3 separate regions of the Homo sapiens genome follow, and all the other regions are linked to region 3. Evidence: chromatin loops called from intact Hi-C (ENCODE). Cell type or tissue: ovary. All regions are shown on one strand.

What was found. Hi-C counts contacts between places; a loop is a spot of excess contacts. Peaks named below come from ENCODE experiments on the same cell type or tissue, not always from the same donor. Only the 100,000 strongest peaks of a DNase experiment are listed, where the experiment ranks them.
Region 1: a loop joins it to region 3, with 2.1 times the contacts of the local background. A loop is called at or near these places in 75 of 110 quality-filtered maps.
Region 2: it touches region 3 in a loop (2.5-fold over the local background); 47 of 110 quality-filtered maps call a loop at or near these places.

The regions. Positions count from the first base shown.
Region 1 is chr12:6,731,542-6,739,541 of GRCh38, forward strand. It overlaps COPS7A (COP9 signalosome subunit 7A), which reads left to right. Exons shown (of 8, transcript NM_001164094.2): 8 at 1-324. Among named protein-coding and RNA genes, the nearest start is that of COPS7A, 11 kb to the left of the region's middle. In ovary, a CTCF peak has its summit at 4,330 (motif pointing right); a DNase peak (open chromatin) is centred at 4,330.
Region 2 is chr12:6,621,008-6,629,007 of GRCh38, forward strand. It overlaps LPAR5 (lysophosphatidic acid receptor 5), which reads right to left. Exons shown (of 2, transcript NM_020400.6): 2 at 1-457. The coding sequence starts at 241. It overlaps LOC105369631 (a long non-coding RNA gene), which reads left to right. Exons shown (of 4, transcript XR_007063192.1): 4 at 5,682-5,759. Among named protein-coding and RNA genes, the nearest start is that of LPAR5, 11 kb to the right of the region's middle. In ovary, no CTCF peak of the experiment used is centred here; no DNase peak of the experiment used is centred here.
Region 3 is chr12:6,774,426-6,782,425 of GRCh38, forward strand. LAG3 (lymphocyte activating 3) reads left to right here. Exons shown (of 8, transcript NM_002286.6): 4 at 170-439; 5 at 848-1,123; 6 at 2,839-3,081; 7 at 3,366-3,496; 8 at 3,819-4,030. The coding sequence ends at 3,965. Among named protein-coding and RNA genes, the nearest start is that of LAG3, 5.9 kb to the left of the region's middle. RefSeq lists enhancers at 3,889-4,539, 4,288-4,337, 4,540-5,191. In ovary, a CTCF peak has its summit at 4,669 (motif pointing left); DNase peaks (open chromatin) are centred at 3,952 and 4,636; H3K4me3 peaks cover 1,181 bases; H3K27ac peaks cover 4,870 bases.

The sequences.
Region 1 (8,000 bases), 43 kb before region 3:
CACTGGACATGTTCATCCTAGAATCCTGTCACACTACAGTCATTTCTTTTCCTCTCTCTGGCCCTTGGGTCCTGGGAATGCTGCTGCTTCAACCCCAGAGCCTAAGAATGGCAGCCGTTTCTTAACATGTTGAGAGATGATTCTTTCTTGGCCCTGGCCATCTCGGGAAGCTTGATGGCAATCCTGGAAGGGTTTAATCTCCTTTTGTGAGTTTGGTGGGGAAGGGAAGGGTATATAGATTGTATTAAAAAAAAAAAGGTATATATGCATATATCTATATATAATATGACGCAGAAATAAATCTATGAGAAATCTATCTACAAACTACCCTGAACTGGGTATCTTCTGTGTTTGATATTTGTGGATGGGAAGAAGACTCATTCCCAATTCACTCAAGCACAGTGCTGGAAAATGAAGAGACCCAGATACTATTTGCTGAGTCCCTGGCTGAGGCCTAGATCCCAAGCTGTATGGCTTTGGACAGGTTGCTCAGCATCCATTCAGAAGTAATGGATATGGCTGGGTGCAGTGGCTCACGACCGTAATCCCAGCATGTTGGGAGGCCAGGGCGGGCGTATCACTTGAGGTCAGGAGTGTGAGACCAACCTGGCCAACATGGTGAAACCCATCTCTACTAAAAATGCAAAAAAATTAGCTGGGTGTGGTGGCTCATGCCCATAATCCCCTAAGGAGGCTGAGGCAGGAGAATCGCTCGAACCTGGAAGGTGGAGGTTGCAGTGAGCCGAGATCATGCACTCCAGCCTGAGTGACAGAGTGAGACTCCATCTCAAAAAAAAAAAAAAGGCCGGGCGCGGTGGCTCACGCCTCTAATCCCAGCACTTTGGGAGGTCAAGGCGGGTGGATCATGAGGTCAGGAGATTGAGACCATCCTGGCTAACACAGTGAAACCCCATCTCTACTAAAAATACAAAAAAAATAGCCGGGCATGGTGGCGAGCACCTGTAGTCCCAGCTACTTGGGAGACTGAGGCAGGAGAATGGTGTGAACCCGGGAGGCGGAGGTTGCAGGGAGCCGAGATCGTGCCACTGCACTCCAATCTGGGCGACAGAATGAGCTCCGTCTCAAAAAAAAAAAAGTAGTGGATACTTACTGAAAGGCACTGGACATACAAATGATGGCCGCTGTTTCTGCTCTCAAGGAGCTTGAGTTCAGACTATGTCCTCCCACCTCATAGAATTATAAGGGAAAGAGTTGGTAATGAACTTGAATTTTCACATCAGAACCACACAGAACTGTCAGATCTGTGGCAAGAAGAAGCCATTGGACTTCTGTCCTCTGTCCACTAGAGCTCTCCAGGGAGTGTGCTAGAAGGATCAGAATCCATGGCCTAGAGTGCTGCCATGGACTCCCTAGATTTGGAGAGCTCTAGTGGACAGTTGAGCCTTCATTTGCATGTGAAGTGGTTGCCTTCTGAGGGTCCTGGGGTTGACAGCTGCTCCCCAGAGCTTGTGATGTTCTTTAGGTGGAGATTTAGGATAGACCACTCTTCATTGGTCCTAAAGCTATCAGTCATGGAATTAGAAAGTGGGAGTAGGGGCTGGGCATGGTGGCTCATGCCTGTAATCCCAGTACTTTGGGAGGCCGAGGCGGGCAGATCACGAGGTCAAGAGATCAAGACCTTTCTGGCCAACATGGTGAAACCCCATCTCTACTAAAAATACAAAAATTAGCCGGGCGTGGTGGTGCTTGCCTGTAATCCCAGCTGCTCGGGAGGCTGAGGCAGGAGAATTGCTCGAACCCAGGAGGCAGAGGTTGCAGTGAGCCAAGATGGCAACACTGCACTCCAGCCTGGCGACACAGCGAAACTCCATCTCAAAAAAAAAAAAAAAAAAAAAAAGGTGGGAGTGGGATCCTGCATTGTTGCATTGTTTTTTGTTTTTTGTTTTTTGTTTTTTGTTTTTGAGACGAAGTTTCGCACTTGTTGCCCAGGCTGGAGTGCAATGGCACAATCTCGGTTCACTGTAACCTCCGTCTCCTGGGTTGAAGTGATTCTCCTGCCTCAGCCTCCCGAGTAGCGGGGATTACAGGCATGTGCCACCATGCCCAGCTAATTTTTGTATTTTTAGTAGAGACAGGGTTTCTCCGTGTTGGTCAGGCTGGTCTCGAACTCCCGATCTCAGGTGATCCGCTTGCCTGAGCCTCCCAAAGTGCTGAGATTACAGGCGTGAGCCACGACGTCCGGCCAGATCCTAGGTTTTTGATTACAAATTGGCTAGGTAAGCTTGTTGTCTTGAGCGGGGCAGTCACTTAACGAAACCAGTCTAGGGAGCCCCATTTCAGGAGTTGAAACTCTTAGCTTCTCAGCTTTTCCCTAGACAAGCAAGACTTGATTCTCAGTCTCTGCCTCTGAAATAAACCCCTTCTTCCCACGCCCGCCAGTGTGTAAAAGCTGCTAACTCCTGGTGCTTTGAGCCTGTCCTGCCACCCCTGCCCGTGCTCCAATTTTCCTTTGAAACTTAGTATCACCTTTACGTGTAAGCTGGTCCCGGCTAATGGTGCCATAACTTCCCAGGCCTCCCTTATTCTAGCCTTTAAGAATGGCTCTCAAGTCCAATGTGGCCTAGGCTGGGACTGCCTGACTTCACCCAAAGAGGGAGGGGAAACCATTCACATCCCAAGGTTATGGGACAAAGACAAATGCCATTTGCCTTTGATTCACAGAAAGAAGGGTCTTGGCTGTGAAGGCATGGGGAAAGGACAGTAGATTATTTGGGTGCTGGTGAGGATCAGTTTTTGACTGCGAAATTGGGTTCAGGATTTAGGGATTCCATGTGTAACCAGGCCCAGGGCACCAGGAGAATCTTCCTAACCAAGAATCGTGTCATCCACTTGCACACTCACGTGCTGATCCTTACTGGATAGTGATCTTGGATGATTTTAGGGCTGGTCACAACAGTTATCTATTACTACGTAATAGATTACCCTAAAACCATGCCTTAAAACAACATATAAATATGATCTGTTTCTGTGGGTAAGGAATCGGCACGGCTGAGCTTAGTTTTCTGCTTAGGTTTCTCACAAGACTGGAGTCAAGGTGTTAGCTAGGGCCATAGTCCTCTCAGGGTTCAACTGGGGAGGATTTGCTTCCCAGCTCGCTCGGTGGTTGTCAGCAGGATTCACTACTTCACAGATGGTTGGACCGGGGACCTCGTTTCCTGATTGACTGTTGGCCAGAGGCCACCGAGGTAGCCTTCTCCATCACAGCAAGAGCCAGAAAGACAACACCAGCAAGATGAAGTCACAGTCTTTTGTTACTTAATCATGGAAGTGACATTACCTCACTTTTACCAGTTACCAGGTCCAGTCTATACTCAAGGGGTGAAGGTTACACAGGGTGTGGCTGTCAGCAAGCAGGAATCATTGGAAACCATGTTAGAAGCTGCCTATCACAGGCAGTTTTTCTGGGCCACCAGCATCAAAATCATCAGGGGAGCTTCTGAAAATGTGCATTCCTGGACCCCACTTCCACCCTTTTCTATTGAATTAGAACCTCCGGGGTGTGAACTGGAAATGTGCCCTCATCACCCTCATTGACTCAGCTCTGCAAGGGCTCTGAAAAGGCTACTGCAGGGCCTTGGAAGACATGTAAGGGGGCCCAAGGTCACCGTCTGAGAGAGAAGGGAAAAGTGAAACTTTTGAGTACAGGGCAAGAGAGCAAGAGAAACTTGTCCTTTGAGGTTCTTAAGTACATGGTTATATATTACAAGTGTGATAAGTACTTTAAGAAGTATTGGGTGACACGAAAGCATTTAACTGGGATCTACATCTTGCTTGGGGTCAGAAAAGCCTCCAAGGACATGACCTTTAAACTGAAACTAGAAGCCCAAGTAGGAATTAGCCTGATGAAAGAGAGGGCGAGCATCTTGGATGGGAAGAATAGTGGGATAAAGGCCTGCAGGCAGAAAGGCTTCATTCTGTGACCCGCTGCCTGTCCCTCAATAGGAAATGCATAATTTGGGGAATGGGGCAAGATAGACAATCCTATACTTACTGTTCATTTATCAGTCAATTGGCAAATACATCTTGTTTTTTGTTTTATTTTGCTTTTGAGACCATGTCTTGCTCTGTCACCCAGGCTGGAGTACAGTGGCACGATCATATGGGAATGGAGAGGGAAGCCCCAGGGGCCCAAAAAATGTCAGAGAGACACGGGAGGAAAATCAAGAGAACAATCCCGTAAAAGTTTATGAACTCCTGGGCTAAGCTCTGAGCTGTGCAAGCGTAGATCTGTCCCTGAACAGCCTACCTAAGGCTTTGTGAACTGAATTACAGAATGGATCACTGTCCAGGTCTGACTGGCCACTGGGTGGCACCCGAGCCGGCCTGATCCAAATAGCACTGCAAACACTTTTAAAATAAAACCGACATTGAAACCACAGTGCCAAAAAGGCAGGTCAAAACTTGCTGCCTGAACCTGATTACCTGCTAAAACAAATTACCATTCAACATGTTCAACATGCTCCTTAAGATTTTAACAAGACCCAGAGCCTCAAACCATAATATTCAAAATATCCAGAGTATGATTTAAGGTGACTCAGCATACAAATAACTCTCCAGGGAAAAGACAGCCAACCCCAAGGAGGCAGAAGTGTTGGAATTTAAAGCAAATGCTGCAAGCAGTCTAACCATGCAGGAAGAAGAAAGGGAGAATGCTTTTGAAACAAATGTAAAGAAAGTCTTAGCAAAGAAATGGAAGATATAAAGAACCAAACAGAAAATAGCAATAACTAGGCCGGATGTGGTGGCTCACGCCTGTAATTCCAGCACTTTGGGAAGCTGAGCTGGACCATTCACCTGAGGTCAGGAGTTCGAGACTAGCCTGGCCAACATGGTGAAACCCCACCTTTACTAAAAATACAAAAATTAGCCAGGCGTGGTGGCAGGCACCTGTAATCTCAGCTACTTGGGAGGCTGAGGCAGGAGAATCGCTTCAACCTGGGAGGTGGAGGTTACAGTGAGCTGAGATTGTGCCATTGCACTCCCCCAGCCTGGGTGACAACAGCGAGACTCTGTCTCAAAAACAAAAACAAAAACAAAAACTTCCCAAACCTGGCAAAAGACAAAGACAGATTCAAAAAGTTTGGTGGATAGCAAACAAGATATACTCAAATCCATGTCCATAGCCAGCGTGGTGGCACATGCCTGTAGTCCGAGCTACTTGGAAGACTGAGGCAGGAGAATCACTTGAACCTGGGAGGTGGAAGTTGCAGTGAACCGAGATCAAGCCAACTGCACTCCAGCCTGAGTGATAGAGCTAGACTCTGTCTCAAAAAAAAAAAAAAAAATCCATATCTGGACACATCAGAATAAAATTGCCGAAGGTTAAAGACAAAGAAAAAAGTCCCACAAGCATTCAGAAAAACAGTGCTTTTCACACAGGATAAAAATGACTCAAATGACTGCACATTTTTCGTCAGAAACTATGAAAGTCAGGTGGAACTAGAATGATACTTTTAAGGGGCTTAAGGGAATTAACTCAAAATCCTATATCCAGTGAAAATATTGCTCAGGAATGAATGTGAAATAAAGATATTCTCAGGTGAAGGAAAATAAGAATTTGTCACCGGAAAACCCGCTGTAAAATCCTAAAGGAAGTTCTTTAGGCAGAAGAGAAATGACACCAAAGGAAACACGGAACATTAAGGATGAAGAGCAGCAGCAATGGTAAATATAATAGATTATTTTTCTCCTCTTAAGTTCTTTAAAATGTTTATGACAGCTGAAAGAAAATCATAAATTTGATGTTTGTCTCAAGAGGGAATTCTCTAAATATAATTTTAAAACAATTATAAATTCACCTAGAGCCATGCACCGCGGCTCACGCCTGTAATCCCAGCACTTTGGGAGGCTAAGGCGGGCGGAACACTTGAGGTCAGGAGTTGGAGACCAGCCTGGCCAACATGGTGAAACCCTGTCTCTACTAAAAACACAAAAATTAGCCGGGCGTGGTGGTGCATGCCTGTAATCCCAGCTACTTGGGAGGCTGAGGCAGGAGAACTGTTTGAACCTGGAGGTAGAGGTTGCAGTGAGCTGAGATCGCGCCATTGCACTCCAGCCTGGGCAAGAAGAGTGAAACTCCGTCTCAAGAAATAAATAAATTCACCTAGAAGGCTAGGTGTGGTGACTCACACCTATAATCTCAGCACTTTGGGAGGCTGAGATGGGCAGATCTCTTCAGCCTAGGAGTTCTAGACTAGCCTAGGCAACATGGTGAAACTTCGCCGCTATAAAAAATACAAAAAAAATTAGTGGGGCATGGTGGCCTGTGCCTGTAGTCCCAGCTACTTGGGAGGCTAAGGCAGGAGAATTGCTTGAGCCTGGGAGGTAGAGGTTGCAGTGAGCCAAGATTGTGCCATTGCATTCTAGTCTGGGCAACAGGAGTGAAACCCTGTCTCAAAAATTAAAAATCAATAGATAAATTCACCTAGAACTAAGCATTTTTAGCGTTTAGTATGTGGAGTTTCAGTATTTGTAGTATGTGGTGTTTGTCATTTATAGTAACACATATGAGAACTACGAGATGAGACAGTAAAGGGAGCTATGTTGTGGTAAAATTTCTACATTTAACTTGAAGTGGTAGAAAAAAACTCTGATTGTGAAAAGTATGTATTTTGTAATCCCCATAGTAAGGGTTAGTAAACCATATTCCACAGGCCAAATCCAGCCCACTGCCTGTTTTTGTAAATACAGTTTTGTTGGACTGTAGTTACACCTCATTCATTGCATATCATGTATGGTTGCTTTTGCACTACAGCATCAGATTTGGGTGTTGCAACACACATTGTATGGCTGACAAAGCTCATCATATTTATTGTATCTGGCCCTTTACAGAAAAAGTTTGCCGGCCCAGTGTAGTGACTCTTGCCTATAATCCCAGCACTTTGGGAGGCCGAGGCGGGTGGATCACGAGGTCAGGAGTTCAAGAACAGATTGGCCAAAATGGTGAAAGTCCGCCTCCACCAAAACTACAAAAATTAGCCAGGCGAGGTGGCAGGCGCCTGTAATCCCAGCTTTTCAGGAGGCCAAGGCAGGAGAATTGCCTGAACCCAGGTGGCAGAGGTTGCAGTGAGGCGAGATGTCACCAATGCCTGTCCTAGAGCGACCACTAAAGAAAAGAAAGCCAGGCGCGGTGGCTCATGCCTGTAATCCAAACACTTTGGGAAGCCAAGGTGGGCAGATCACGAGGTCAAGAGATCGAGATCATCCTGGCCAACAGGGTGAAACCCTGTCTCTACTAAAAATACAAAAATTAGGCCTGGCGCGGTGGCTCACGGCTGTAATCCCAGCACTTTGGGAGGCGGAGGCGGGCAGATCACGAGGTCAGGAGATCGAGACCATCCTGGCTAACACGGTGAAACCCCGTCTCTACTAAAAATACAAAAAAAAAAAAAAAAAAAAAAATTAGCCGGGCGTGGTGGCGGGCGCCTGTAGTCCCAGCTACTTGGGAGGCTGAGGCAGGAGAATGGCGTGAACGCGGCAGGCGGAGCTTGCAGTGAGCCAAGATCGCGCCACTGCACTCCAGCCTGGGCGACAGGAGCGAGACTCTGTCTCAAAAAAAAAAAAAAAAAAAAAATTCGCTGGGCATGGTGGTGGGCGCCTGTAGTCCCAGCTAATCGGCAGGCTGAGGCAGGAGAATCACTTGAGCCCGGGAGGCGGAGGTTGCAGTGAGCCTAAGTTTGCAGAGAGCCGAGATCGCGCCTCTGCACTCCAGCCTGGGCGACAGAGCAAGACTCCGTTTCAAAAACAAAAAACAAAACAAAAAGCCGGGCGCGGTGGTTCAAGCCTGTAATCCCAGCACTTTGGGAGGTCGAGGCGGGCGGATCACGAGGTCAGGAGATCAAGACCATCCTGGCTAACACGGTGAAAACGCGTCTCTACTAAAAATACAAAAAAATAGCCGGGCGTGGTGGCGGGCTCCTGTAGTTCCAGCTACTCGGGAGGCTGAGGCAGGAGAATGGCGTGAACTCAGGAGGCGAAGC
Region 2 (8,000 bases), 150 kb before region 3:
AGGAGAGACGAACGGGCAGCGAGAGGGTGAAGAGCAGGTCGCTGGCCGCCAGGTTACACATGTACACGCTCACCACCGAGTGCACGCGCAGCGCGCGCAGGAAGACCCAGAGGGCTAGCGCGTTGAGGGGGAGCCCGGCAGCCAGCACCAAGCTGTAGACCACCAAGTGCAGGCGGTGGGTAGGTCGGTAGTCAGGACACGGGAGAACAGAACTGTTGGTTGAGGAGCTGTTGGCTAACATCGTGCCAAAGTGGGATTGGGAGCTAGGCTGGGGATGCCATGGAGCACACCAGAATCATGGCATGGCATTCACCTCCGGGGCTGGGGCCTAGAGGCTGTACAGACATGGTCCCAAAACAAGCAGAGGGAGGTCATGGGAATGTGGGCTATGGCTGCAGGGACAGATGGCTGCCAAGGGTTGGGTGCGTTTGGTCACAGCTTCATCAGCAGCAGAGACCTGGAATAGGAAGGCAAGCCGGAAGTTATACAGAGACAGGGCTGCACACACAAATGTTTAGCTCCACTGGCAGGCCTTCTGAATCTTTTCTCAGCCTCAAGTCTGCCATTGGGCTAGAATAGGTTCCTACGGCAGGACTATATAGTATAGTGTTAAACACCCAGGTTTGAAGGCAGGGACTCGGATGCCTAGGTTTAAATCTTGGTTTTGCTAACTTGCCTAGTTGTGTGACTTCAAAAAAATTAATCTTGGCTGGGTGCAATGGCTTACACCTGTAATCCTGGCACTTTGGGAGGCCAAGGCAGACCAATTGCTTGAACCTAGGAGTTGGGGACCAGCCTGGGCAACACGGCGAAACCCCATCTCTACAAAAAAATACAGGGCCAGGTGCAGTGGCTCACACCTGTAATCCCAGCATTTTGGGAGGCCGAGGCGGGTGGATTACCTGAGGTCAGGAGTTCGAGACCAACCTGTCCAATATGGTGAAACCCCATCTCTACTAAAAATACAAAAATTAGCTGGGCGTGGTGGTGCACACCTGTAATCCCAGCTACTCGGGAGGCTGAGACAGGAGAATCGCTTGAAACCAGGAGGCAGAGGTTGCAGTGAGCTGAGACTGTGCCATTGCACTCCAGCCTGGACAACAAAAGTGAAACTCTGTCTCAAAAAATAAAAATAGCCAGGCGCGGTGGCTCACGCCTGTAATCCCAGCACTTTGGGAGGCCGAGGCAGGTGGATCACCTGAGGTCAGGAGTTCGAGACCAGCTTGGCCAACATGGTGAAACCCCATCTCTACTAAAAAAAATACCAAAAATTAGCCTGGCATAGGGGCGGGCGCCTGTAATCCCAGCTACTCAGGGGGCTGAGACAGGAGAATTGCTTGAACCTGGGGGGTGGAGTTTGCAGTGAGCCAAGATCGCGCCATTGCACTCCAGCCTGGGCAACAAGAGTGAAACTCCATCTCAAAATAAATAAATAAAATAAAATAAAAAATAAAAATAAGGCTGGGCGTGGTGGCTCACATCTGTAATCCGAGCACTTTGGGAGGCTGAGGTGGGCGGATCACCTGAGGTCAGGAGGTTGAGACCATCCTGGCCAACATGGCAAAATCCTGTCTCTACTAAAAAAAAAAAAAAATTAGCCGGGCGTGGTGGCAGGCGCCTGTAATCCCAGCTACTCAGGAGGCTGAGGCAGGGAGAATTGCTTGAGCAGAGGTTGCAGTGAGCCGAGATCACACCATTGCACTCCGGCCTGGGTGACAGAGCAAGACTCTGTCTCAAAAAAAAATAAAATAAAAAATATTAAAAAATTAAAAAATTAGCCAGGCATTGTGGCACATGCCCGTAGTCCCAGCTACTTGTGAGGCTGAGGTGAGAGAATCACTTGACTCCAGGGAGGTGGAGGCTGCAGTGCAGTGAGCCTCAAGCCCACCACTGCACTCCTGCCTGGGTGACAGAGTGAGCCCATCTCAAAAAAGAAAGAAAGAGGGCCAGGGCCGGCGTAGTGGCCCACACCTGTAATCCAGCACTTTGGGAGACTGAGGCGGGCAGATCACCTGAGGTCAGGAGTTCGAGATCAGCCTGGCCAACCTGGCAAAACCCTGTCTCTACTAAAAATACAAAAATTAGCCAGATGTGGTGGCATGCACCTGTAGTCCCAGCTACTCAGGAGGCTCACACAGGAGAATCACTTGAACCCAGGAGGCGGAGGTTGCAGTGAGCTGACATCGTACCACTGCCCTCCAGCCTGGGTAACAAAACGAGACTCCATCTCAAAAAAAAAAAAAGGCGGCTGCATGGTACCTCATGCCTGTGATCTCAGCACTTTGGGAGGCTGATGTGGGTGGATTACTTGAGGCCAGGAGTTGAAGACCAACCTGGCCAACATGACAAAATCTTGCCTCTACTAAAAATACAAAGATTAGCCGGGTATGGTGGCGTGCACTTGTAATCCCAGCTCCTCAGTAGGCTAAGGCATGAGAATTGATTGAATCCAGGAGGCAGAGGTTGCAATGAGTCGAGATCACGCCACTGCACTCCAGCCTGGGTGACAGAGCGAGACTCTGTCTCAAAAAATGAGAGAGAGAGAGAGAGAATTCATGAGGTTTGGAGATTAAGATGACGTGTGTAAAACGCTTAGGTTGCTGTTACTATCTCAAGATCTCTTCCTTCCTTCTTTCCTTGCTTACTGAGCTCATAGAAAGTTCCAGGCATGTTCACAGCAGGGAACAAAGCAAAAAGTCTTTGCCCCCACCTCCTTTACATTCCATTGGAGGGAGACAGATAATAAGCACAAATCAATAGGTGGTCTTATGGAGCACCTCCTTGGACCAGGTGCTAGGCTAGCTCCTCATTATCCAAAGAATAAAGGTCAAACTCTTTGAGTACATGGGAGGCTGCAGCAGGAGAGTCCTTGAACCCGGGAGGCGGAGGTTGCAGTGAGCCGAGATCACGCCACTGCACTCCAGCCTGGGTGACAGAGTGAGACTCCATGTCAGACAAGCAAACAAGCAAACAAAACTCCCAAATACAGAACAACATCCCAGCCTTACGCATCACATGCATCACTGCGCCTGTGAGGGCTGGATTTGTGGTCAAAGCAAACTGGGTTCAGCTTAATGGTTTGACTTCTCAGTTTCTTCATCTGTAAAATGGGAATAATAATATAATAATGCCCTCATAGGCTGATTGCATGCTAGTCTTGACCAGAGCCACATGTGAATAAATTTGACAGCACAGTCTTGCTAGGCAGGGGAAGGCCCTGTGGGTTGAGTTTTGCCAAGTGCTCCCCTAGCAGGTCTAATCCATCGCACTCCGGCCTGGGAGACAGAGTGAGAGTCCGTCTCAAAAACAACAACAACAACAACAAAGACCAAGACAGTGTTGCTTAACCGTCACCACTCTCTGTTTCCAGAAATAGAACTTTTTCATCAACCAAGCAACAACTCTGCAGTCATTAAGCAGTACTACCCACCGCACCCCATTCAGCTTCTGGTTCTAGTCTACTTTCTGTCTCAATGAATTTGCCTATTCTAGATACCTCATATGAGTGGAATCATACAATATTTGTCCTTTTGTGTCTGGTTTATTTCACTTAGCATAATGTTTCCAAGATCTATTCATGTTGTAGTATGTAAAGGAATTTCTTTTTTTTTCTTTTCCGTTTTTTTCTTTGAGACCTAGTTTCGCTCTTGTTGCGCAGGCTGGAGTGCAATGGCACGATCTCGGCTCACCGCAACCTCTGCTTCCAGGGTTCAAGCGATTCTCCTGCCTCAGCCTCCCAAGTAGCTGGGATTACAGGCATGCGCCACCACGCCTGGCTAATTTTGTATTTTTAGTAGAGACGAGGTTTCTCCCTGTTGGTCAGGCTGGTCTCGATCTCCTGACCTCAGGTGATCCACCCGGCTCGGCCTCCCAAAGTGCTGGGATTACAGATGTGAGCCACCGCACCTGGCCTGGAATTTCATTTTTATAGCTGAATAATGTATTTCATTGTATAATGTTTTGCTCATCCATTCATCTGTCAGTGAATACTTGGATTCTTTCCACCTTTTGGCTATTGTGAATAATGCCACTGTGAACATGGGTGTCTAGATGTCATCTTAGGGAGAGAAGTTGTCTGAGACCCTGAGCAATTATCCCAAGACACCGAGCTTATTACTTTCAAAAGGAACTGTTTAGGCCGGGCGTGGTGGTTCACGCTGGTAATCCCAGCACTTTGGGAGGCCGAGGCAGGCGGATCACGAGGTCAGGAGATTGAGACCATCCTGGCTAACACGGTGAAATCTCGTCTCTTTTAAAAATGCAAAAAATTAGCCGGGCGTGGTGGCAGGCGCCTGTAGTCCCAGCTACTCAGGAGGCTGAGGCAGGAGAATGGCATGAACCCGGGAGGCGGAGCTTGCAGTGAGCCGAGATTGAGCCACTGCACGCCAGCCTGGGCAACAGAGACTCCGTCTCAAAAAAAAAAAAAAAAGAGGGCCGGGCGCGGTGGCTCATGCCTGTAATCCCAGCACTTTAGGAGGCCAAGGCGGGCGGATCACAAGGTGAGGAGATCGAGACCATCCTGGCTAACATGGTGAAACCTCGTCTCTACTGAAAATACAAAAAAATTTAGCTGAGCGTGGTGGTGGGCGCCTGTAGTCCCAGTTACTCAGGAGGCTGAGACAGGAGACTGGCGGGAACCCGGGAGGCAGAATTTGCACTGAGCCGAGTTCACGCCACTGCATTCCAGCCTGGGCGACAGTGAGACTCCGTCTCAAAAAAAAAAAAAGGAACTGTTTAAATTGTTGCAAGAAAATAAGTCATAAATCTGGCTATAACAAGTTTTTTGTTTGTTTTTTGTTTTTTGTTTTTTTTGAGACAGGGTCTCACTCCGTGGTCCAGGCTGGAAAGCAGTGGCTCGATCTTGGCCCACTGCAGTCCTGAACTCCCAGATTCAAGTGATCCTCTTACCTCAGTCTCTGAGTAGTTGGACCTACAGGCGTGTGCCACCATCCCTGGCTAATTTTTAAATTTTTTGTAGATGGCCAGGGGCAGTGGCTCATGCCTGTAATCCTAGCACTTTGGGAGGCTGAGGTGGGTGGATCACTTGAGGTCAGGAGCTCGAAACCAGCCTAGCCAACATGGTGAAACCTCGTCTCTACTAAAAATACAAAAAAATAGCCAGGCATAGTGGCAGGTGCCTGTAATCCCAGCTACCCGGGAGACTGAGTCAGGAGAATCGCTTGAACCCAGGAGGCAGACAGAGGTTGCAGTGAGCTAAGATCGCGCCACTGCACTCCAGCCTGGGCAACAGAGCAAGACTCCATCTCAAAAAAAGAAAAAATTTTTTCATAGAAACGGGGTCTGACTGTGTTGCCCAGGCTGGTCTTAAACTCAGGCTCAAGCAATCCTTTTGCCCTGGGCTCTGTAAGTCCTAGGATTACAGGCATGAGCCACTGTACCTGGCCACAAGTTTTTCTTGTATTTGGTTTTGTTCTCCTTCCAACCACCACCATCAGCAGTTTGAGACTTGTAAGAGATATAGTAAAACAGTTAAAGGGAATAAAGAAATACTTCCTCTGCAAAATACCAGTCTCAACAATGAAAATAATACCAAATGAGACTTAAACATGCTGAAAAGCAAGTAAAACCAGGCTCATTTCTGATACACTCCCCTGCTCCATGCTCCTTTGCTCCATTCACACCAAACTAATACTAATTGTGGACATACCTTATGTTTTCAGGACTCTGCCTTTGTATGTGGTGTTTCTTCAACTTGGAATGCCCTGCCTCCCGTTCTCCAACTGGCAAGCCTAGTATTTTCTCAGGACTCTGCAAAGCCTTCCCTAACCGCCCCCGCAACACAAGGCGGATGTGGTACCCTCACTTGTGCCTCCGCAACAGTGCGCAGGTTTATCAGAGCTCTCCCCATGCATGGTAGTCAGCTGTTCCTGGTCTGCCCCTCCCATTAGACTGTGAACTCTTAGAGGGAGGGGCTGTGGACCATGGCTTATTCATCTTTGTGTATTCTCAGCACCTACCTCTGTAAATGTTAAAAATAATAGGTATCATTTACTGATCATCACCATATTTTAATTTCTATACATAATATCTAACATAGATACATTATTTCACTTCCTCATTGTCCAACTGAAATGTATAAAGTGGGTTATTTGAAGTGGGTTATTAAAAATAACCACTTCCAAAAGTGGTGACATAAACTCATCTTTCACACATACACATAAATATGCCTCCTTGAATCACTTGAACCCAAGAGGCGGAGGTTGCAGTGAACGAAGATCATGCCACTGCACTACAGTTTGGGCAACAGAGTGAGACTCCGTCTAAATAAAAATAAGTAAATAGACCGGGAATGGTGGCTCACGCCTGTAATCCCAGCACTTTGGGAGGCCGAGGCAGGCGTATCACGAGGCCAGGAGTTCGAGACCAGCCTGGCCAACATGGTGAAACCTCGTCTCTACTAAAAATACAAACAATTAGCCGGGCGAGGTGGCAGGTGCCTGTAATCCCAACTACTCGGGAGGCTGAGGCAGGAGAATTGCTTGAACCCAAGGGGCGGAGGTTGCAGTGAGCAGAGATCGTGCCACTGCACTCCAGCTTGAGTGACAAAAGCGAAACTCCATCTCAAAAAAATAAATAAACCTCCTTAAAATTCCCCCTTAAGTGCATACGTAAGCACTTAGTTTGCTGTTTTGAGCCCCTCAATCGTTTTATGTATATTTGTTCTATTTCCCCAACTAGATGGTAAGCTCCTAGGGTGGGAGCGCACCTTGCAGACACATTTCACTCTCTGCATTTAGCAGGTCCTGAGCGATACTCATTGGCTGCTTAACAGGAAATCCACCCTCCCCACCTCCTACACCCATCCCGCCCCCAACTACCCCCGCCCACGCTCTAATCCTGTGATAATAGCTCTTGTATCAATCTTGTCCAAATGTATAACTCAGTAAAAGACCACTTCCCTTAAAAGACCTGTTTGGAAACAGCTTGCAAACAAGATTTCAATAACAGTTTACACTATGATTACAGTATCACTTGATCATTCTTTTCTTTTTCTTTTTTCTTTTTTTTTTTGAGACAGAGTCTTGCTCTGTCGTCCGGGCTGGAGTGCAGTGGCTCAATCTGGGCTCACTGCAAGCTCTGCCTCCCGGGTTCACGCCATTCTCCTGCCTCAGCCTCCCGAGTAGCTGGGACTACAGGCACCTGCCACCTCACCCGGCTAATTTTTTGTATTTTTAGTAGAGCTGGGGTTTCACTGTATTAGCCAGGATGGTCTCTATCTCCTGACCTCGTGATCTGCCCGCCTTGGCCTCTCAAAGAGCTGGGATTACAGGCGTGAGCCACCGCGCCAGGCCCACTTGATCATTCTTAACCATTACTTGGAGAACCAGTAGATCCTTCCAATTAGAAAGCATATACTAGACACTGAATGAGTGGATGGATGATTTTCAAAGAACCTCAAGTCTGTCTTTCTTTCTTTCCTTCCTTCCTTCCTTCCTTTTCTTTTTTGAGATGGAGTTTCGCATGCTCTGTCACCCAGGCTGCAGTGAAGTGGCAGAATCTCGGCTCACTGCAACCTCCGCCTCCCGGGTTCAAGTGATTCTCCTGCTTCAGCCTCCTGAATAGCTGAGATTACAGGCGCTCACCACCACGCCCAGCTAATTTCTTTTTTTTTTTTTTTTTTGAGATGGAGTTTCACTTTTGTTGCCCAGACTGGAGTGCAATGGCACGATCTCCGCTCACCGCAACCTCTGCCTCCCAGGTTCAAGCGATTCTCCTGCCTCAGCCTCCTTAGTAGCTGGGATTACAGGCATGTGCCACCACGCCCAGCTAATTTTGTATTTTTAGTAGAGATGGGGTTTCTCCATGTTGGTCAGGCTGGTCTCGAACTCCCAACCTCAGGTGATCTGCCCGCCTCAGCCTCCAAAAAATGCTGGGATTACAGGCGTGAACCACCATGCCCGGCCAATTTCTGTATTTTTAGTAGAGAAGACTGGGTTTCACTATGTTGGCCAGGCTGGTCTCGAACTCCTGACCTCAGG
Region 3 (8,000 bases):
TTATGCACCTCCAGGTGCTGGAAGCTGAGATGGGGAGAGGGTGATGTGGGAGAGGAGAAGACAAGTCTAAAGCCAGGTGCCTGTTTCCAGGAGCTTCCGGCTTGGCAGCCCTGCTGTGTTGGGAAATTGTTTCCAGTGGGCTGATGAAGTCTTCTTTATCCTTGCACAGTGACTGCCAGCCCCCCAGGATCTCTCAGAGCCTCCGACTGGGTCATTTTGAACTGCTCCTTCAGCCGCCCTGACCGCCCAGCCTCTGTGCATTGGTTCCGGAACCGGGGCCAGGGCCGAGTCCCTGTCCGGGAGTCCCCCCATCACCACTTAGCGGAAAGCTTCCTCTTCCTGCCCCAAGTCAGCCCCATGGACTCTGGGCCCTGGGGCTGCATCCTCACCTACAGAGATGGCTTCAACGTCTCCATCATGTATAACCTCACTGTTCTGGGTAACTCCCCCACTCTGCTTCACATTTGACCACAACTCCTTCCTGCCCCCCTTGTCACCTCCCCTAACTATGGGTCCCCAAACCAGGTTCTCGGCAGCGAGTGGCCTACGTCATTGCTGTGGGTCTCACTGTTCGACCCCTTTATATTGCTGGCAGCCTCACAGCTGCCATCACCCCTTCTTGCTTCTCCCGTGGCCTTCCAGCGTCATTGCCGGCCTTCCCTCTCCTTCCGGCTAAGCCCACTTGCTGGGTTTCTGAGCCTCCTCAGCTCATCACCTTATTCTGCTCCTTAGCACTCTTATGAGCCAGACCATCTCCTGAATTCTTCTGCCTCCCTTCCTTGCAGCCCCAGCACTCCCTCCCCACTGCAGCACCCAGCTTTAACTTTGGGTTTTCTTTTCTCTTCAGGTCTGGAGCCCCCAACTCCCTTGACAGTGTACGCTGGAGCAGGTTCCAGGGTGGGGCTGCCCTGCCGCCTGCCTGCTGGTGTGGGGACCCGGTCTTTCCTCACTGCCAAGTGGACTCCTCCTGGGGGAGGCCCTGACCTCCTGGTGACTGGAGACAATGGCGACTTTACCCTTCGACTAGAGGATGTGAGCCAGGCCCAGGCTGGGACCTACACCTGCCATATCCATCTGCAGGAACAGCAGCTCAATGCCACTGTCACATTGGCAATCATCACAGGTCAGCCTCAGGTGGGAAAGGAGTAGCTGCCCTCCCAGGGTAGAAAGGACAGGGAGGAAGGGCTGGCAGGGCAAAGACTAGGCAAACCCACCCTGTGATGCCAGGCCACTGGGCACAAGTTCCAGAGCCTGCCCATCTCGGCCCCCACTTTTCTCACCCCCATAATAAAGAAACGAAACTGAAAATCTCCTCTTGAGTCACAAGATAAAAGTTCCACCGTTCTCTATGGGACTCCCCTGCTCTCAATTGGCGGGAGGGTCTGGGAAGTTAGAAGGAAAGGTGACAAAAATTCTGAATGGTTCGAAAGAGGTAGAATATATTTCTAGAATCCTTGTCTACTTTGCAGCCAGGGCTTGGGTTAGAGTTGCAGGAAGTGGCCTGGATTTGGGAGGAGTGAATAAATCCGTCCCTTGGTCAGCAAATATTTACTGAGCAAGGGTTTTCCAAGACAGTATAAAACAAACACAGAAAAAAGAATACTCAGAGAGTATGTGTTGACTGGTTGATAACTATCGGCCATGACAGATTAGCCATGTCTGCAGCACGCACCTGCGGCCACTCAGTAGTAGCACCCCACGGCAGGTGCTTAATAATGTATAGAGATTGAATGAATACGTGAACATGCTAATGGATAATACATCTCCTGAAGGCCAATCCTGAGTTTTCACTTGCTTTCTGGATACCTCTAACTAGATGTTATACCACCTCTCAGCCGCCTTACCCTGAACCCCAGCTTTTTCTCCCACCAATCCCCTTGCTGACTCAGCCTGTCAGTAATCCACTGGTATCCATCCACCTCGAAACCTGGCCTCCTCCTCTCTACATCCCATCAGTCATCAAAGTCCACCAGTTCTTTCTGTCCAATGCCCTCTTGAAGGTCAACTGTTTTATGTAGACGGCTCAATGAGAGAGATACTGTTACCCCGAAGACTTTCTCAAAACAGCTGGGAAGTGCCAGACTCTGGGTCTAAACTCAGGTGTCTGCATCACCAAATCACTCTCCAGGACACTACTCAGATGCCCTTCACCCTTTGTCTCCTCCCACCCACCCATCTCTCACTTTACAACTTGGAGAATGCTCTGTCTCTAGATGAATGGGTCAGTTCCCTGTTCTCTATACCTTCAGAAAGGGGGATGATGTTCATTCAGGGGGCACCACAAGGCAGGGGACACTGATGTGAGCCGCATCATGGAAGTTCCAAAATTGTGAAGTAGATGGGGGTCAGCTCATCTGACTGATTTTGAGGGTTCTGAGCATTTGAGTAGAAAGTAATGTAAAAGAATCTGTAATAGTATTTATTCTGTGGTCTGCCAGGGCCAGTTTGAGTGTGAAGGCAGTAGGGAGCCTGGAAATGTTTTGAGCAGGGGAGGGAGCTGACTAGAGCATTGTCTGAATAAGATAAATGTGGCCGGCAGGGCATGATGGCTCACACCTGTAATCCCAGCACTTTGAAAGGCTGAGACGAGAGGAGCACTTGAGTCCAGGAATTCCAGACTAGCCTGGGCAACATGGTGAAAACGCATCTGTATACAATTTAATAAAAAAATAAATAGAAAGAAAAAGATGAACGTGGCCATGACCCATGATGTCCTTCCCCAACCTCCCCTGGCCAGAACCCAAGTGAGTGCAGGGTGATTGAGACTTGGGGTTCAACCTGTGATATCACGTAAGGGGGGCAGAATCCCAAAAGATCTCTTCCTTCTACTCTTTTCAGTGACTCCCAAATCCTTTGGGTCACCTGGATCCCTGGGGAAGCTGCTTTGTGAGGTGACTCCAGTATCTGGACAAGAACGCTTTGTGTGGAGCTCTCTGGACACCCCATCCCAGAGGAGTTTCTCAGGACCTTGGCTGGAGGCACAGGAGGCCCAGCTCCTTTCCCAGCCTTGGCAATGCCAGCTGTACCAGGGGGAGAGGCTTCTTGGAGCAGCAGTGTACTTCACAGAGCTGTCTAGCCCAGGTCCGAGGCCCCAGAATGCCAGGACCCAAACGCCACAGCAATAATCTTTATCCTCCTTCCAGAACAGCCCCTGCCACCCCCATCCCAGCGCTTTTCTTTCCAGTCAGGGACCTGATCTCTGGCTTTTGCCTAGGGTTGACCCGTTTCCGCCACTGATCAGCTGAATGACCCTGGGACAAGTCCCTTAAACTCTCTGGATCTCATTGCATCTGTAAAGTCTGAGAGAATGACAAAGTGTCCTTTCTAGTCCTGACCCTATGCCTCATCCTGTACTTTCTCCATAGGTGCCCAACGCTCTGGGAGAGCCCCAGGTGCCCTCCCAGCAGGCCACCTCCTGCTGTTTCTCATCCTTGGTGTCCTTTCTCTGCTCCTTTTGGTGACTGGAGCCTTTGGCTTTCACCTTTGGAGAAGACAGGTGAGCCAGGGACATGGCAACCCCGCCCCCCAGCAGCTCCCGCTCTTCCATCCTCAGAGTGCTGATGGCACCCCTTCCTCAGGAAGGTGACCAAATGGGACCCTGAACTTGCCCTCAGAGCCCCCCTTCTTCATAAGCCTCTCACTCCAGGGATGGCTTGTGCCTGGGTAGGCTGGAAGGGGGGTTGGGAGAAAGCCAGGACCAGATGGGGAGGGCAGGGGCGCTGAGAAAAAATAGAGGGACTCAGTGTCCCTCCTCATCCGCTTCCCTTCATCCTTCTCCTCCTTCCGCCCTCCGTCTCTCTCTCCATCTCTTCTCACAGTGGCGACCAAGACGATTTTCTGCCTTAGAGCAAGGGATTCACCCTCCGCAGGCTCAGAGCAAGATAGAGGAGCTGGAGCAAGAACCGGAGCCGGAGCCGGAGCCGGAACCGGAGCCCGAGCCCGAGCCCGAGCCGGAGCAGCTCTGACCTGGAGCTGAGGCAGCCAGCAGATCTCAGCAGCCCAGTCCAAATAAACTCCCTGTCAGCAGCAAGCCTGAGTCTGGCTCTTTCTTGTCCAAGTGAAGGTTCCCGTCTCTCCCCAGCCTCTGAGGGCTCCCTTCTCCCACCCTAGCCTCCTAACCTACTTTCCCCAGCCAGCCTCCCTCACCTTCCCCTTTTCTGTTTCTGGCTGCTTCGTGTTTCTTTCTTGGTCTCTCTCTCTCTTGCGCTCACTCTCTCTTTCTCTCTCCTGGGTAATCATTTCTCTGAAGCTCCCCCGAAAAAGCCCTTGCCCCTTGCCTCCGCAGCTCTCTCCTCCGTCCTTCCACCCACCTTCCACCCACAGTGCGCTGGCTGCCCTGGTTTCCTTGATATTTTTGTCCTTTGGGTCCACCCCACCCCACACTCAGCTGCACTTCAGCACTTGTCCTTGGCCCTCCGGCTGCAGCAGATGCGCACATATGCTCGCGCGCACGTGCACACACACATGCACACACACGCGCGCGCGCACACGCACACACACACACACACACACACACGCGCGGCGCGCAGAGGACTGCCTTGTCAAGTCTTCCAGGAGATCCGGTCTGGAAACCTCTCTGGGCAGCCGGCTGGGGCTCCTACCTCTGCCCCACCCCCCACGTTCCTCAGCCCTTGGAGGCTTTTCTGGTCCCAGGCATGAGAACACACTGCCACCCAGTGGTCACTGCTTGTCACACCCCAACGGAGGTCACTGGGCCGGCTGCGGCAGGCCTGAGGAGTTGAGCAGTGCAGTGGACAAGGCAGGGCACAGACTGCTGTGAATGCAGGCACCGCCTTTGTATTATGCACGTTCTATGTGCAGCATATGAGTATGTGCCCGGTGACTGTCACATGTCCTATGCACCCTTCAGGAGAGGGACTGAACAATGCATGTCTCAGGAGATACAGCCCTGGCTGGCCCTCTCAAGGGTGTAATCTATGTCTGACAAAGGGGAAGGCTGTGAACAAAGGCCTGTGCGTAGAGCAAAACAGCCAGCTGCAGCTGTGGGAGTCGGGAGCCCCGGCTTCTCATTCCAGCTTTGCTGATGTAACTGTAGTCAATCTCCCTGAGCCTCAGTTTCCTCACCTATTAAATGGGATAATGATAATAACCCACCAAAATGGGTTGTTGTGAATATTGGATAATAAAGGGCTTTGGAAACTGTGAAGTGCTCTGTGTGTGTGGAGTACTTGTCTGATTATCCATTAGTGAAGGAGAAAGCAGGCCTGCTCTGGTCATGCTAAGAATGATATTGAAGAACCCAAGTCGGCCTGCGCCCTGCTCTGTCTGTCTGTCTTGGAGCATTCACCTGGGCCATGTCAATGGTCCTCTCAGCAGAGCAAACACGGCCTCAGCACATGGCATCCTCCAGTCTGGCATGGGACAGAGACCTCTGCCTGCAAATAGGTGTGGGGCCCTGGACTTTGGCCACAGATGACTCTGTCAGGGGACTTTAACCCCATACAGGAGAACAAAATATTGAAAGCGAGTGGGTGAGTGGGAGTGAAACTGCTGGAGCAGGAGGGGCATGGTGGCATGTGTGAGTGGCATCCCACTGGGTCTGTGTGCCGTGTGCAAAAAGACACAAAAAGACAGACCTGAGGACATGTCCCTGCAGAGACACAATAGTCACTCATTAGAGACAGACGATGAAGAAGGTGACACCTTTGTTCTGTGCAGAGCCTTAGGTAGAGGGGGGACCCTCTGAAGCCTGAACAATGAACCATTTACAGCAATCTGAGGTTCTGAGCCTCAGGATGGTGATGACTCTTGCCTTGTCACTGGCAGAGAAACACTGGCACAGGAAGGAGGAAGCTCTGGCCCTGCCAGAGATGATCACACTGCAAAAGGAAGTCTTGAAGTCCTTTTAGAAGCTTCCAGGCCAGGTGTCATGGCTTATGCCTGTAATCTCAGCACTTTGGGAGGCGGAGGCAGAAGGATTGCTTGAGCCCAGGAGTTCGAGACCAGCCTGGGCAGTATAGTGAGACCTCATCTCTAAAAAAAAAAAAAAAAAGTTAGTTGGGCATGCTGGTACGCCCCTGTGGTCCCAGCTATTTGGGAGGTTGAGGTGGGAGGATCACCTAAGCCTGGGAGGTTGAGGCTGCAGTGAGCCATAATCGTGCCACTATACTCCAGCCTGGGTGACAGAGTGAGATCCTGTCTCAAAAACAAAAAACAAGAAGCCTCCAAAGCATCGTTCCTACCCTTCGCTGCTGCTCAGAGACTCCTCAGCTCCAGCCCAGGACCCTGCTCCCCACAGCCTTAGTGGAAGCCCTGATATTTTAATAGGGCAGGGGTTTCCTGGAAAGTTCTGTGGGTGGCATTTTTCCTTTTTACTAGCTAACATCCTATGCCCTTTGGGCTTATGAGAGTAGTCATCGAAGATTCACTGAGGCCTATGCGGGGACTTCCCCATGCTCTTTCATAAAGGGGACAGGGAGGGGACAGAGGCAGAACGAAGGGCCTCCTTTTTCCTTTACCCCTTAGAGAAGAGCAAAGGGCAGAAGGAAGAAAGGGCATATGGGCTGCATTCCGTGAGTGCTTCTCTGTGGGGTCTCTCCTCAGGGTGACATTCTGCTCCCACTCCTCTTCCCACAGCCCCCCACTCTCCGTCTGGCAGGATAATCTCCAGCCCTTTTCCTGTCCTCCAAAGGCCCCTAGGGAGCTTGGTTAATTCATTTGGCTTCTCCAGGTTGATCTGTAAACCAGTGTTCCAGGCTGCGGTCCTGGAGGGGAAGGAGCATCAGGAGGCCACGAGCTCAGGGAGCTTCAGTGGGTGGGTGGGTGGGAATCATCTCAGCTCCTTGTTAAGAAGGAAGGGGGGTGCGTGAGTTACCTATTGGCGTATAACAAACAAATTACCCTAAAACTTAGTAATTTAAAATAATAAGCTGGGTGTGGTGGCTCACACTGGTAATCCCAACACTTTGGGAGACTGAGGCAGGAGGATTGCTTGAGGCCGGGAGTGTGAGACCAGCCTGGGTGACTTAGTGAGATCACACTTCTACTTTTTTTTTTTTTTTGAGACAGAGTCTCACTCTGTCACCCAGGCTGGAGTGCAGTGGCTTGATCTCGGCTCACTGCAACCTCCATCTCCCGGGCTCAAGCGATTCTCCTGCCTCAGCCTCCCAAGTAGCTGGGACTACAGGTGCATACCACCACACCCTGCTAATTTTTGAATTTTTGTATTTTAATTAATAATTAATAAATTATTTTTGAGACAGAGTTTTGCTTTTGTCGCCCAGGCTGGAGTGCAGTTTGGTGCCATCTCGGCTCACTGCAAGCTCCGCCTCTCGGGTTCAAGCAATTCTCCTGCCTCAGCCTCTGGAGTAGCTGGGACTACAGGCGCCAGCCACCACGCCCGGCTAACTTTCTGTGTTTTTAGTAGAGACGGGGTTTCACTGTGTTAGCTAGGATGGGTCTGGATCTCCTGACCTCGTGATCCGCCTGCCTCGGCCTCCCAAAGTGCTGGGATTACAGGCGTGAACCACCACACCCAGCCTACCATTTTTTTTTCTTTTTGAATTTAAAAATGAGCTGGGCACGGTGGCATGCACCTGTGGTCCTAGTTATTCAGGAGGCTGAGGGAGAAGAATCACTGGAGGCTAGGATTTCCAGGCTGTAGTGAGCCATGATTGTGCTATTTCACTCCAGCTTGGGTGACAGGGTGAGATCCTGTGTCTAAAAAGAATAATAACAATAATAATAAACATTATCTCACACAACGAGGAATCCAGGAGCAGTCTTGCTGAGTAGTTCTGGCACAGGGTTGCTCATGAGGTTGCTGCTGAGGTGAGGGTCAGGTCTGGAGCCATCTGAAGGCTGGGATGGGGCTGGAGATTCTGCCTCCAAGACAGCTCACTCGGGAGGCTGTCGGCCAGAGGCCTTAACTCCTCCCTGTGTGGGTGTCTTTATGGGGCCTCTCACAACACGACACAGCAACTGGCTTCCCCCAGAGGGACAGCGTGGAAAAGACAAAAGCTACCACATCTTTATTTCAA